Regions from separate parts of the Homo sapiens genome. Here region 2 is linked to region 1. A link is an interaction called in ENCODE POLR2A ChIA-PET data of the cell type or tissue named here. Cell type or tissue: GM12878. All regions are shown on one strand.

What was found. Peaks named below come from ENCODE experiments on the same cell type or tissue, not always from the same donor. Only the 100,000 strongest peaks of a DNase experiment are listed, where the experiment ranks them.
Region 2: POLR2A ChIA-PET joins it to region 1 with 10 read pairs; 2 of 35 experiments call an interaction of 5 or more read pairs at or near these places.

Annotation. Positions count from the first base shown.
Region 1 is chr13:30,794,947-30,797,446 of GRCh38, reverse strand. No RefSeq gene overlaps it. Among named protein-coding and RNA genes, the nearest start is that of LINC00398, 7.0 kb to the left of the region's middle. In GM12878, no CTCF peak of the experiment used is centred here; DNase peaks (open chromatin) are centred at 198 and 1,147.
Region 2 is chr13:30,576,418-30,578,917 of GRCh38, reverse strand. It overlaps a transcript of HMGB1 not described here. Among named protein-coding and RNA genes, the nearest start is that of USPL1, 40 kb to the left of the region's middle. RefSeq lists a silencer at 1,119-1,178 and an enhancer at 1,399-1,478. In GM12878, no CTCF peak of the experiment used is centred here; a DNase peak (open chromatin) is centred at 1,377.

The sequences.
Region 1 (2,500 bases):
CCTTCTCTGAGCTGGTTTCCCTATCTGTAAAGTAGAAACAATCATAATGATAATGGAGACAATGTTCCTGCAGCGTGAATGAGATAACAAAAGCTCATGTCAGACGCGTAGGTGGTGCTGAAACATGTCTGCTGCTTCTCCCCTCCTCCAGCGTTTCACACTGTGCACCCACACTGGGAACTTAGGGGAGTTCCTGGACCCTCAGGGGAATGATATCACAGAACCATTCTAATTGCCTAAGTCTCACAAGCAATCTGATATGCCTAGTATTTGTTCCTGAGTCTGAGAGGAGATCGTTATTGTTCATCTTTTAAAGCAACAGGTCGCCCAGTCTGTTGACGATACCTCCCATCAAGACATATGCTCCACCAAGCTAGGAGCGGATGATGCCAGAGCCGCCTTGCTTCTTGGATTTTCTTCTGAGCCCCACCGTGCTGGGGAGACTCTGAGCATGGTAAATATTTAAGCACACGTCTTGTGTAACTGTCACAGATCCGGATGCACCGGGAGCCATGGAGCCACAAGCTGGCACCTGTCTAAGTGTCCCAGCTTCGAGAGACGGTGTTTGTGCCAACATTGGGAGTCTGTTGGCGACCAGTGGCTGATAGGTAGCAGAATTCTGTGGTCTGTTAATTGTCTTGGAAGCAAATCCTTGAATTGGGAGAAAGAGAAAGCAACTGTAATTAAAGCTTCCCTTGGGCAGAATTTCCCTGTGCAGGCAGTTGGCACATTTTTTGTGTGCCCGTTAAGCTCCAGGCACTGGGCTAGGAACTTTACGTTCACTGAAGCTTTTAATCCTGGTAACAGCCAAAGAAGAGACTGTTATTGTCACCAAGAAACAAAGGCTCAGAGAGGTTAAATGGTCTGCTCAGAGTTCTACAGCTACTCGGTGTCAGAACTAGGGAATGAAGCCAGAGTTGGGAAATGTAGCTATGAAAAAAGAGAGTTGATATCACCATTTTAAAACCCTGATGCCCTGCCAGCAACATCGCCCAGAGATTGAGATCCTTGAGACCAGGGAGGAGGCTTGTGTTTGCAGGGAATGCCTTTGGGTGCCACCACTAGGTCAGACGCTAAACCACATCCTGATGCCTCATAGATGCCCATTGGGGAAATAGATTCTGTCACGTCTCAAGGTATGTATTTATTAAAACCCATGGGAATGGAAAGACAGCAGAGAAAAAGAAAGTAGAACAACACAGGATGAAGGGGCTGTGCTGCCTACAGTAAACAGAACCCAGGAAGCTGATTACAGCAGAGATGGAGGTCACCTCCCCTTCCTCTGTGCCCCTGCCATCCTCAGCATTCTCCCCCTGCTCCCTGAACAGCCCTTCCTGCCACTCATGGGACACCCTACACATGACACGGCCACTGCCAGGCTCCAGGAGTCTGGATAGGAATAACCAGATACATGATGAGCCTACAGTGTTGTTTTAAAGTTTATCTTATTTATTTATTTTAGGGGCAGGGTCTCACTCTGTCACCCAGGCTGGAGTGCAGTGGCACAATCACAGCTCAATCATAACTCACTCACTGTAGCCTTAGAGTCCTGAGCTCAAGTGATCCTCTTGCCTCAGCCTTCCAAGTAGCTGGGACTATAGGTGTACACCATCAAAACCAGTAATTTATTATTATTCTTTGTAGAGATGCTTTGCTTTGTTGCCCAGGCAGGTCTCCAACTCCTGGCTTTAAGCAATCCGCCCACTTTGGCCTTCCAAAATGTTGGGGTTACAGGAGCAGACATTGTGCCCAGCAAGGTTACAGTTTAAAATAATCACAGAAGTCCCTTTCTGAGAGAGTTCAAAAACAAATGTTATGGAAATTCTGCCAGAAAGATGTATAAGAGCTGGACTTGGGGAAGGTTTTAAGAAAGAGGGACTGGAGTGGGACCCTCACGGGTGAGTAGGGTATAGATAGTTGGGGTGGGGCTGAGGAAAGAAGCTTCTGGGTGTGACCCTATCCTCACAGAGGACAAGAGTGTGGGGAGGGAGAGAGCACAGAGCTCCCACTGGGCACCAGGGGAGGTGAGGGCGATCATGCGTGGTGCGGAAGATCACATAGGACCTTGAGAGCTACTTCTAGCAACAACTGTATTCTGAGTGCCCTTGTGGGGTCTGCTGAAGGGTTTTCAACTAATAGGATGAAATCAACTAGGAATACCAATGGGTCTGTCTGTAAGACCAGGAGCTGCCTTTAGGTCTCCAGCATAGCACATGCTCAGGTGTTATGTATGTGTTGAACTCAATTTAGGTTTATAGATAGATAGGAAAGAACAGGGATATTTGATCTGGTGTAAATCCTACTCTTCATTGGAAATGGAAGTTAATGGTTGTGAACCCCCCAAAAGAAGACAAACCCTGTAGTCACAAAGATTATGAAGTCATCTCAGGTTGATCTCTCTTTGCTGCCTATAGCCTTTCCTGGTAAATAATCAATGTTTCAACAAGTGCAAATCAAAATAACACTTCTTTTGCTCCTGGTTTATAAATGAGTCAGTGCT
Region 2 (2,500 bases), 220 kb after region 1:
GTGACTTATGAAATAGGTCATATGGAATGAATGAGAATATCCCAGGCATAAGAGAGAAGGGCATTCCTGACAGAATGAACTGCATATGCAAAGTCAGGGAGGTTTGAAAGCGTTGAACTTGTTCCAGCAACAGTAAGAAAGAAGTTTAGTGTAGCAAGAGTATAGGTATATATAGAGAAGTGAGGTGGAGCCCATTGAAGACCTATGCACCTTGCTAAGGAGGTTAGACTTTCTTCTTATATGGTGAGAAGCCCAGAGAGGTTCCGAATCTAGGATATGTAAGATAGGATATATGTGCTTTAGGATGACCATTCTGTCGGCTGTTTAAAGGATGGTGTGAAGAAAAGAGAGATTAGAGTTAGGAAATCCTTTGCATTGCTTCAAATGGGAAATAAGGACTTCAACTAAGACAGGAGTGATGGGTATGGAAAAGATGGTCTAGATTCCAGAGCTCAATTCCATTCAGTTTGTGGAACATTTACTGACATTTACCATATAGCAGGCTGCTAAACACTGTGATACAAAAAAAAAAAAAAAAAAAAAAAAAAAGAACAAGAACTGGTCTCTGATCTTGAGTTTTCTGTCTAGTGGGGAACAAAGACACACCAACAGGTCACTTCAGTATGATAATGGTTAAGTGTCATAATAAATAAAGGCTTGCAAAAGGTATGAAAGGAGCAAAGATGGGTTCATAACCTACACTAAGGTTCATAAAGCCTTCCTGAGAGGGAAACTTCCAAGCAGAATCAAGGAGAATGAATGGGAGCTGGCCAAGGGAAGCAAAGGGCAAGGACGTTGCAGGCAGAGGGCTGGGGAGAGTCTGCCTGAGGGTCAGGGAACCACCAGGAACTGCACGGAGTCTCTTGCTGCTTACCTCCATGTGGATGAGGAGTGACACGAAGGAGCCTGAGGTTGGAGTGGAAAGTTCACCTGTGTTCCTGTAGTGGAACTTGGGGATTCATATGGAGCCTCTAAGAAATGCTAAGGAAGCTTGGACTTTATCCTGTTGATGGTGGGGAGCCCACTGAAGTGTTTTAAAACATGAGGATGATGTGGGCAGCCTTGTGGCTTAGGTGGTTTATTCTGATAACGGATGAGATAATAGTAGCTCACTTTTCGTTGAATGCTTATAATGTGCCAAGCTGTGTTGTAAGCATTATGCATGTATCGCCTTGTTGAAACAACCCTGCTATTATTAGCCTCATTTCACAGGGAGGTTACTGACACACAGAGAGATTAAGTAACTTGCTCAGATTTACACAGGCAGTGGCAGAATGAGGACTTAATCCGCAGTGATCTGACTCTAACCCACAGTGATACTGCTAGGTAGGTAGATGTGAGAGAGTGGCTGGACTCTAGGGAAGAGAGGATGATGAGCTACTCTGCGGTAACAGAGAGAAGGTCACTGATGAGTCAGCTTGGGCTGCCACAGCAAAATACCACAGACTGGGCGGTGCAAGCAACAGAAATTTTCTCACAGCTCTGGAGGCTGGAAGTCCTCCAGGTGCTATCAGGATTGGGTTTTGGTGAGGACGCTCTTCTGGGCTATATATGGCCTTTTTTTTTTTTTTTTTTAAAGAGACTGGGTCTCATGCTGTCACCCAGGCTGGAGTGCAGAGGTGTGATCATAGCTTGCTGCAGCCTCAAATTCCTGGGCTCAAGCCATCCTCCTGCCTCAGCCTCCTGAGGAGCTGGGACCACAGGTGTGTACCACTGTGTCTGACTATTTTATTTTCTTGTAGAGATGGAGTCTCACTCTGTTGCCCAGGCTGGTCTCAGACTCCTCTCCTTGAGTGATCTTCCCACCTCAGCCTCCCAAAATACTGGGATTACAGGTGTGAGCCCCTGTGCCCAGCTCTAGTCTCTTCTTATAAGGACACTGATCCTATCAGATCAGGGCTCCACCTTTGACCTCACTGAACCTTAATTACTCCTTAGAGGTCACGTCTCTAAATACAGTCACATCAGGGATTAGGACATATGAATTTGGGGGAACACAAATATTCAGTCCATGACAGCGACAATTCTGGAGAGTATTTGAAGATAAAATCAGCACAAGTTGGTAATCGATTTGATGTGGGGAGTGAGGTGGAAGGAGGAGTTTAGGATGACTCTCAGGTTCTCACAAAGATGCAGAGGAGGGGCAAGCCTGTGGGGTGAATGAACAGCAGTTCGGTTGAGGTTACTGTAGTTCAGCACTTGGAAAGCTTCCAGGAGATAGTTGCGATGCTGATGTGGAGAGAGGCAGCGACGTGTGTGGATGGCAGTGGAAGCCACAGGCTGGGTCACATCACCTAGGGAAAACATGTAGAGTGAGAAGACATGTAGGACTGCCAAGATGGAAAAATATTTACGAGGCAAGCAGAAGAAAGCAAAGGGAGACTTAAGAAATAACATACCTTTATCCCTGAACCCAAAGGAAGAGAGAATTCCAGGCAACAGGGAGTGTTTGACACATTCTGCGGCCTCTTTGTATCAAATTTGTATTCTTAGGTGAGAA